Linked DNA regions of Homo sapiens: region 1 is linked to region 2. Evidence: chromatin loops called from intact Hi-C (ENCODE). Cell type or tissue: IMR-90. All regions are shown on one strand.

Evidence for each region. Peaks named below come from ENCODE experiments on the same cell type or tissue, not always from the same donor. Only the 100,000 strongest peaks of a DNase experiment are listed, where the experiment ranks them.
Region 1: it touches region 2 in a loop (3.0-fold over the local background); 6 of 110 quality-filtered maps call a loop at or near these places.

Annotation. Positions count from the first base shown.
Region 1 is chr5:59,096,317-59,101,316 of GRCh38, reverse strand. The region is part of intron 5 of PDE4D (phosphodiesterase 4D); the gene reads left to right. Among named protein-coding and RNA genes, the nearest start is that of PDE4D-AS1, 59 kb to the right of the region's middle. In IMR-90, no CTCF peak of the experiment used is centred here; DNase peaks (open chromatin) are centred at 1,906 and 3,966; H3K27ac peaks cover 631 bases.
Region 2 is chr5:59,172,227-59,177,226 of GRCh38, reverse strand. All of the region lies in intron 5 of PDE4D (phosphodiesterase 4D), which reads left to right. Among named protein-coding and RNA genes, the nearest start is that of PDE4D-AS1, 130 kb to the right of the region's middle. In IMR-90, CTCF peaks have their summits at 2,797 (motif pointing right) and 3,483; a DNase peak (open chromatin) is centred at 2,816.

The sequences.
Region 1 (5,000 bases), 76 kb after region 2:
AGGAGAAAAGAGACTTTCTCACTTTGTCCCACAATTAGAAGTACTGAGGAAACCCATGAGAATGGATGAAAAAGGGCAGTCCCATGGTGTATTGTCGGGAGAGAATGCTGATACGGCGGGCCCTAGAGGGATTAATGTATCTGTGTAGAGGAAGGGGAAACCTAAGCTGCCTGCTCAAGAAGAGCATCTTAGATTGTTGAGTGAGGGCTGATCTTTACTAAATGAGTTAAATCAAAGAGCCAAACTCTTGGAGTCCAAGGCTGGGCATGGAGACCCAAACCAGCAAGGACACAGGTCTGGACAGGACCATTGTTCACTGTGATACCACATGGCAGTGGCAGAAGCCTTCATACCAATTGCCGTCCTCTCTACACCTGAAGTTTAGAAGCACGACTCTGCTTTAGACTGAATAATCCCTGAGGTTCTTGGGTTATTTGAAAGAGGGGTAGTTTTCAAAAAGAGAGATATTAGATTTCCTATTGAAAGGGCAGCCCTGGTCTCCAGTGATTAACTGGAAAAACAAAAGAGATATAACAATTTTTACATCTAAGTACTGTGCTAGCTTCTGTGGATCTAGAATCAAATGAGACAAGATGTAGTATGACAAGCAGTTAGACTCTCAAGAAAATCATTCAAGTCTGTTTAGGAAAACTGACATTCATTCATTCAGCAAACTATTGAGTAGCTCCTGTGCATCAGAACCTGTATTCACAGTCAACTGAAATAAACACAATTTCTACACGAGTGGAGTTTTCCAAATAGACTAAGATGTCATAATGGACTGTGTGTAGAGTAATGTTCAAGTTTTTTTTGTTTAAGCTTCCCCATCCCCCAGAAAATACTGGATATATATAGCAAAACCTTTCATGGATAATAATTGACATATACCTTGGAGACCATTTGGAATCTCCATAAACGAAAGAAGAAAGGGCATTTCAGACAAAGGGAACTACATGTACAAAGTCACAGGCATGTAGAAAAAGATGAATGTTTCGGAGTAACTTACAGTATGTAGGGCGCAAACAGAGGAAATGGCAAGGAATAAGACTATGTGAGAAAGCAAGTTAGGGCGACCTTATTAAAAAGTTTATAGACAGTGGCGCACCGCCAAAGATGTAGAAATGTGGCTTGCTGTGTTCTGTATTTTGGAGCAATCACTCGGGTACCCTGTGTTGTGAGTAGGGGTGAAAGAAGAGAATCAGTGGAACCATGGGAAGCAGTTTGGGAGATAGGTTGGAAAAATATTGGAATGTTCTAAGCATGACATTGTGAAAGAATGCTAGAATCTTTTTCATATGAGGGGTGTTATGGAAAATAAAGAAAGTATTGGCCCTGCCCTCAAGAAGCTTGGAACATAAAAGAAGTAAAACATGAGAGCAGGGCCTAATAATGTATCTCAAAGTGCTGAAGGAAGCATATGCATTATAGAAGTTCTCATCCTGGACTGTGGTTTGTTGAGAATGCAGCTGGGTGGAGTCTGAGGAAGTAAGTGATGGCCATAATCGAAGAAGAGATAAGAGGTAAGAGCAATGGCTTAAAAGCAAAAAAGCCTCAAAACATTCAAACTTCCTTTGTATAATAGTGGATGTTATTTTGAGAATGTCAGTTTCAGGAGATACCATAATCATGTGTTTGTCTGTATTTAAAAAGCCACCACCATAAAAGATCTAGAGTCACTCATGAAGTTCAAGTACCAATTTTTACCCATGAGTGTGGAACATTCTGCTCTTTTACAAACAGTAACTCGTACTGTCACATTTTGCGGCGCATCTCTCATTTTGTTGGTTATTTAGTGGCCATGTAAACATGTACATGACTTGTGGTGAATATGGTGATTCTCACTTTATAACCAAAGAGGGTGGATGTTACAGCATATGAGCAGTTATGACTGTAAAGCCTGAAGTGTGAGTCACAGGGTCTGACCCAGGTAGTAAGATGTGTTATTTGTTCATGTTGGTTAGCTGAATTTCCTGGGCTGACCTCACTGAAGTTTGCTCCAGTAAAGAACCGGATCTTTACTGATAGATCAAGGATCTGAATTCTGCACCTAGTTCTTTGGCTAACCAGTTGTGTCCTTTGGGGGAAATTTCTTAATCTTTCTGCTCTCCATTTCCCTTTCTGTAAGTAAGGGATTAGACCAAATTCCATCCAGGATTGAGAAATTCTATGGTGTGACAAAGACTGCTGGTGCTGACTGAATATCCTTACAGATTTGTTCATTTAGTAACCAATATAATAAAGATGACTGACTGAATCTTAATTATATTGGGTGACATCTGCCTAGTCAAAAGATTGCATTTCTCAGGCTTTCTAAGAGATTGATGCAGCCAACTACATGTTAGCAGAGGGAGCTCCTGCCTAGAAGCACTCACTTTTACTCCTCCTCCCGTTTGTGTAGTAGTGATTTGGTGCTGGTGCTGGCTGGAGCATCAGTAGCCATCTTGTAACCTAAATGGCAGAATTGAGAATGGAAGCCATGTGTTACGGATGGTGGATCAGAAAGATAATAGGAACCTAGGTCCCTGATAAACATGGTGTCACCATTCCAACCTTGACCTGTTTCTAGATTATTTTCTTTACTTTTCTTTTTCCTTTCCTCTTTTTTTTTTTTTTTTTTTTGAGTCTTTCTCTGTCACCCAGGCTGGAGTGTAGTGGTGTGATCAGGGCTTACTGCAGCCTTAGCCTCCTGCACTCAAGCAATTCTCCCACTTCAGCCTCACGAGTAGCTGGAACCACAGGTGCATGCCACCATACCCAGCAATTTTTTTTTTTTTAATTTTTTGTAGAGATGAGGTCTCACTATGTTACCCAGGCTGGTCTCAAACTCATGTACTCAAGTGATCCTCTTGCCTTGGCTTCCCAAAGTGCTGGGATTAAAGGCATGAGCCAACATGCCCAGGCTACATTTTCTTAATATGAGATAAAAATAAACCTCTTTCTTATTGAAGCCATTACTAGATGCCTAATTCACTTTCTAACTAACATATTAGCATCAGATTATCTTTATGTAATTTCCATTGCTAGGTTTTCTCTTTGCAGTATTGGAGACAATAGCTTACCAACTAGCTTGGGAACTTCTTAGTGCTATTAGAGTTTCAACACAATTTACCAAATTTCTAAAATTATTTAGTTATTGGATATATGAAAACATAATCACCATATGTGAAGAAAAAACCACCAATGTTTAGTACAAAAATTGGGAGGGGGAATATTATATTAGAGAAAGTTTATTAATCCAGAAAACCACAGAATTTAAAAAATATTGGAAGTTGGGAATTTGGGAGTTAAAGGTACATTTGATCTTTGGTTAATGGCAAGTTCACATTTTATAATAGGATGTAAAACCCTATTTCTCACTGCACCTGTACTTTGATCTTCTTGTCTGTCATTGCAATGTGATTATGAGGATTACTGGGTCACTCTCAGCCTAAGATGTTTTTGTGACTTAATTTTCTAGGAGAGGAAGGGGATCATTAAAGGATATCATTAAAAGGAGAGACACAAGGCTTGTAATTGACCTTCCTTGAAAGTAGTCCCATCTGGAAGATTTTATCAGTAAACATTTATCAGTGTATTTGGCTTTTAAGCAGACTCTTCTCCTCTTGTCTTTGAAACAAACAGGCAAAGGCTAAAAAGGAACACGTTAGTGCTCAAAGTTTGCTTCTTGTGCATGCTGAATGGGAAGAAAAATAATATTTAAGAAAAAAGCTTTCTTCTAAGTTAATTACATGATTCTTTTTTCAGTTTTGCTTCAATGTTTCTGTTTGCCAAATTTTAATTGGCAAGTTATGGTGTTCTTCAATGATTATGCCTTGGTGTGATTTGCTTGGATGTGTGTTTAGAGAGTGGAGGGTAGAAGGGATGAGATTTTTGTGAAATACAGTGAGCAGGGGCTTAGAAAACCTACTGCAGTTCTCTGTGTGACTAAGCCCAGCACTAGTCTGAAACTTCGTATTGTACTTCTCTGGAATGCAATAACTATCGTCAGGAAGACAAACGTTGCTGTGGCTTAAATAAAATAAACTGACATGATGTATTACCAGTCAAAATAAATTACCCAAACAGTCTTGTAAAGTTGTGTTTTTTGGTCATCAGAACTGCCTCATTATTCATGTGTCTGTTTGTCTCTTTGGTTAGTTTTGCTTGTTGACTTGCATGTATCAATGATCACAATCCTTGTCATTTGCCAATTCCATATAAACTTTCAGAAAGTGAAAATTGCTTTTAAGAAATTTATTTTGAAGTTTCTACTTATATTTACCCACATAATGCCCCTCACTGATAGCCAGCTTTGTTTCTTCCATTCCTTTGAGAATACTCCCTAGTGAATTTAAAGAGTAAAATCTGATGTTGTGGATTATAATATTATACACCAATAAGTGGTTGTTACACACTTGTGTCCACACTTGGTAAGATGTCCTTGTGGATGTATCTCTTCTATGTATAGTATATTAATGGCTTTATCCGCCATTTAATGTGGTTCCCATGAGGTTTAGGTAGACCATAGATACTGTTTCAATTAGAACACTTCATGAGGATTTAGTTTCTCTGTCTATGGGTCCTGTATCTGAACTCTCCATTTTTATTCTTTTGTTTGTTTTTTGTTTTGTTTTCTCCCTGATGCCTGATATCAGAAGAACTCTCCATTTTTGGCTTCATTCTCTGCTCTATCCACATGAGACAGACCAATGTCTGCAATCTAGTGCCATACCTTTCCAGGTTTTTTATGTCCAACAAAAAAAGAGAGCATCTCTTTCTAGTAGCTCCCACATAATTAAGGGTATAGCCCCTCTCCTGAACCAATCAGTCAATCACAGTGGTCCCATCTGACCATGGGGATGTTCCCCAAAGGAAATCAGGGTGTTATTTTTCAAAAGGAAGAAGAAATAAATGCTGGACCTTCATAACAACCAATTGCCCACTAAAAGTGCAGTCATATTTCTTGATGAAATAGAACCTCTCCTTGTATACTGGGCTCCATGACACATTGATCATGGTTA
Region 2 (5,000 bases):
CTAGGTTGCATCAGTGCCCTTTGTAAAGGCACTAGTCTCATTTGTGAGTGTTGAGTGCTCCACCCTCACGACCTAATCACCTCCCACAGGCCCGGCCTCCAAATACCAACACATATTGGGTTAGGATATTGAAATGAATTTTAGGGGCACACAAGCACTCATTCCGTAACAAGGGGGTAATGGAAAGAATAGGACAAAGACACAAACGAAGGAAAGGGAACAGTGAGAGAAAGGCAAGCTTGCAAGATCATGAGAGGAAAACTTGTGGGTCCTTAAATTGGCCAAAATGGATGCGCTTGCTTTGTGCCCATCAAAATGGGGTCTCCTCCTGCTCCCAGCACTGTCTCCTTTATTCTCATCACAATTCACAGACGCTGGTAGCTTTGTGATAGAGATGATACACTGTTGTTCAGGATGAATTTCTAAGTCTAAGAACTCACTTTTGAGTCATAGTTGTTTGAAGGAGAAATATTAATTCTCTATCACTTTTCTGTAAACCAACTCTAATTTTTAAAAAAGAAGAGTTAAGAACTTCAGCAGTCTACATATCACATACCATGCTTTCTAAGGAGTTGTCACATAGAATTTACAATACCCTCTTCCTCTTTTCAAGGTTATTGCATTTGACATGTATTAAAGCCAGGAGAATTTGATTTTTTTTTTTTTTTCTTGAGATAGAGTTTTGCTCTTATCGCCCAGGCTGGAGTGCAGTGGCGCGATCTGAGGCTCACTGCAACCTCCGCCTCCTGGGTTCAAGCAATTCTCCTGCCTCAGCCTCCCAAGTAGCTGGGATTACAGATGCCCACCACCACGCCCGGCTAACTTTTTGTGTTTTTAGTAGAGACAGGGTTTCACTGTGTTAGCCAGGATGGTCTTGAACTCCTGACCTCAGGTGATCCACCCACCTTGGCCTCCCAAAATGCTGGGATTACAGGCATGAGCCACCACACCTGGCCGAGAGTTTGATTTTATAGCATTAGGGTTTTAAAGCTAGGTTTTAAAGGTAGGTCACTGGCCAGTTTTTATTTCAATATATAGTAGGTAAACATACAGGTCTAAAATGATCTAACAATTCCTTAAAAGTAAGGCTTTGAAGTTTGCATTTATAAAAGAGACTTAAATAGCTCTTTTGCTCTTTAGTGTGATATGACAAAGATGATGTGTGGCATTTGGAGCCTGAATGTGAACCCAGTCTCTCCTTTTTGCTTCATTTCCTCATTTTGGAGATTTGAGTACCTAACACTTAGGACTGTTGCAAGAATTCAAGGAGATAAGTTATATAAAAGGATAGAGTTCAAGTTGGGCATGGTGGCACACCCCTATAATCCCGGCTACTCAGGAGACCAAGGTGGGAGGACTGCTTGAGCTCAGGAATTCAAGACCAGCCTGGGCAATGTAATGAGACCCTGTCTCCTAAAGTAAAAAAAAAAAAAAAAAAAAAAAAATGGAGGCCGGGCATGGTGGCTCATGCCTGTAATCCCAGCACTTTGGGAGGCCAAGGCGGGTGGATCACCAGGTCAGGAGTTCAAGACCAGCCTGGCCAAGATGGTGAAACCCCGTCTCTATTAAAATACAAAAATTAGCCAGGCGTGGTGGCAGGTGCCTGTAATCCCAGCTACTCGGGAGGCTGAGACAGGAAATCGCTTGAACTCTGAGGGCGGAGGTTGCAGTGAGCCGAGATCAGGCCACTGCTCTTCGGCCTGGGTGACAGAGTGAGACACCGTCTCAAAAAAAAAAAAAAAAAAAAAAAAAAAAGAAAGAAAAATGGATAGAGTTCCGAATGTGATGAGGAACTCACCAAGTGTTTCTTCCTATAACCCTGTCCCAATGCCTGACATTTTTTTGTTCCTAAAGCTAATTTAAAAACTGGTAGAATAGAGGTAACAGAGAATATTGGTATGTCAGCTTCTTTGGTACATTTCATTTATGATTTTGTTTTCACACAGTCATGGCATGACATTTTTAGTAATCCTTTTATCATTTAGAGTAAGGCTCACCTACATACGTCCTTAATGTGTGGTGCACACCAGAAGTAAAGAGTGCATTGGAACATGAGAGGGTGGCAAAGAGTCAGAGATGCCCAAGCCATACCTGCACTGGGACAGTGATCCCATTTTTGAAGTACAGCCATGTAGCTTGGAGCACAGTCCTTCCTTGTAAGCATTTCATTTTCGAACAACCTTAGCTCAAGGCAAGCATTCTGCAGCCATCTCATTAAATGTTACATCTTCACAATACCATTTTCAATGCTTCTGAATTTCCATATTTCCAATATGTTTATTTAATCATCCTCAATTAGAGGATTTTCATGCAAGGACACAACTCTAAAGAAAACGTATTTAAATATCTTTATTTTAAAGATGAAAAAACTGAGACCTAGTGAGAGAGGGTGCTGCTTAGTGACAATGCCAGGAATAAACATGTGGTTCCTTTTTCGAGTCCATGGTCCTTCTTACACCTTTATAAAGTAAAATAAACCATTAGATTCGGGTGGCCTTTATACCCACCGTGGAAGTATATGCTTTAGAGAAAGTAAATGAAGTATTAATACTAACTCCTGAGTAATAGATGTGGCATTGTATTATTTGTATATGAGCTTGAAAATTTCTCATCCCAACCTCTCACTGGACATATCTCTGTAGTTATAGCTATTTTGATTATATCTACTGCTTATACCCCAGAGGCATAGAGACCAGCACCCTAAAGCAAAAGACTTCTGGATTTTGACTTTGGAAAATACAAATTCTTCTACAGGAGCGGTGAAACTAGTACAGCTGCCTGCTCTTTACCTGTAGGGGGAGACACATGATGCAGTGACAAGCATAGAACAGCACAGAAGTGGTTTTAGTCCAGAAAATAAATAAATAAGTAAATTGGTCTAAGTCTTCATTCCTTTTTGTATTTTTTTACCCTGAAGATTCATGGCTTCATTAAAAACAGTAAGTGCATTCTAAATAGAATTTAGTCAATTGGCACGTAGAAAATTAAAAAGTAAACTATCCAAATAATGCTAGTCTGTCAAAACACAATGAGAAGAAATTTAATCTTATATGTTTGTTGTTCTAAAGCACAAGCAGTTTCTAAGAATTAATAAGGGGGAAAAACAATAATGATATTTAATTGGGACAATTATTTTTTTGTTATCTGGGCTAATCACTTAATGCTTTGAGCTTATCGAATGAAAGAAACTAAGCAACTATTTCATGGTGACAATAAGGATGCTGGCTACTTACTTAGATCTGCCTTTTAAATCTGTGTGTGTGTGATAAAAGCAAGTAGTATATATAGTTTTTTAAAAAGAAATATAGAGAGATCTAATAGATGGGAGCAAGAACCATATAAAGAAGGCAAAAGGGATCTACATGAGAGAAATATGTAAGTCCTCAGGAGATACTGAAGTAAAACATGTGTTGTGTCAGTGTATAGGGAAGACAAGAGACCCAGCCATTGCCAGAGAAGCCCTACTTCCTCATCAACCACCAGCAGGCAGCAGCTTCATGCTGTAGTTCTTTTTTTCCTTTAATAGAATAAAGATTGTGGCCACACTTTAATAATTGCCAGAAATATGTGTTCATTAAGCTTTTTAAGAAATGTGATCGAAAAATGCTGATGATACATTGTGTTTAATAGCTTTAATAAAAAACTGATAAAGCATCTAATACATCTAATGACTGTCGGATTTCCTAAATCTTTTAAGCTGAAGGAGTTTACTTTTACAAAAATCCTCATTGAAAAAGAATCTTCCGGTAAAAACATTGAACTGAAAGATTTGCATAAATGCATGGAGTATTACTATTTATTAGTTAAACTTATGATCTTTTAGAGCAGTAAAAGTCAGTTCTCTTTCTTACAAATGAATTTGTTTTGGCCTTTTATGCTTTTATTTAATGAGTAGAGCCATACCTATTAATATATAAAAAGATCAGATCTGACACCGTGGCTTTTTGACCAGGAATTGATTGAAGTTAGACTTGTTTTAAGAATAGTGAAAACAAGGGCTATGTCCTAATTATGAGGGGAAATAATTTAATTGTGTCTCTCTTGTCTGAATATCTGATTTGGATGCTTTGTTATAACTTTAATTGAAATAATTAAATGGGGCTCATGTTCATTTAGCCTAGCAAAAAGGTGATGAGCTAGCATATATGTTAAAAACCCAGCTTTCCTCTTAGTAGTTGTCTAATTTTGGTCAATGTACTTAAATTCTCCAAGTTTTGGGGGTATTCTTTATCAGTAAATTCTAATTCAGTGCTTAACATAGTACTTGGTACTCAGAATGTATTCAACAAATGTTACTTATCATTATTGCTATAATATTATTATTATTATTATCTGCTTGGTCAACAGTATTTTCCATGCACCTTATATATGGCATGCATACGCTCTGGAGGTAAAATGTGACTACTGGTTCAAGAAATTTACAAAGTAAGGGAGAAGGAATTATAAATAGTTAAGTACTAGCTAAATGCCATGATTGAAGCCTTTATATTTTTTATTTTAATTAATTAATTAATTTTTAGAAATAGGGCCTCACTCTGTTGCCCAGGCTGGAGTGAAGTGGTACGATCTTGTCTCATTGCAACCTCCGCCTCCCAGTCTCCAGCAATCCTCCCACCTCAGCCTCCTGAGTAGCTGGGACTACAGGCATGCACCACCACGTGTGCATAATTTTTTATTTTATTTTTTGTATTTTTTGTAGAGGCGGCGTTTTGCCGTGTTGCCCAGGCTGATCTGGAACTCCTAGGCTCAAGCAATCTGCCCACCTTGGCCTCCCAAAGTGCTGGGATTATAGGCATGAGCCACAGAGCCTGGACTGAAACCTCTTTAAATATATATATTTATATAAATATATATTATATATAATATATACAAAATATATAATATATAATATATTATATATTATATATTTTATAAAATTATATATATTTCTTATATAAATATATATTTCTTATAAATTGTATAAATATATATTTATTATATATTATATACATATTTATTAT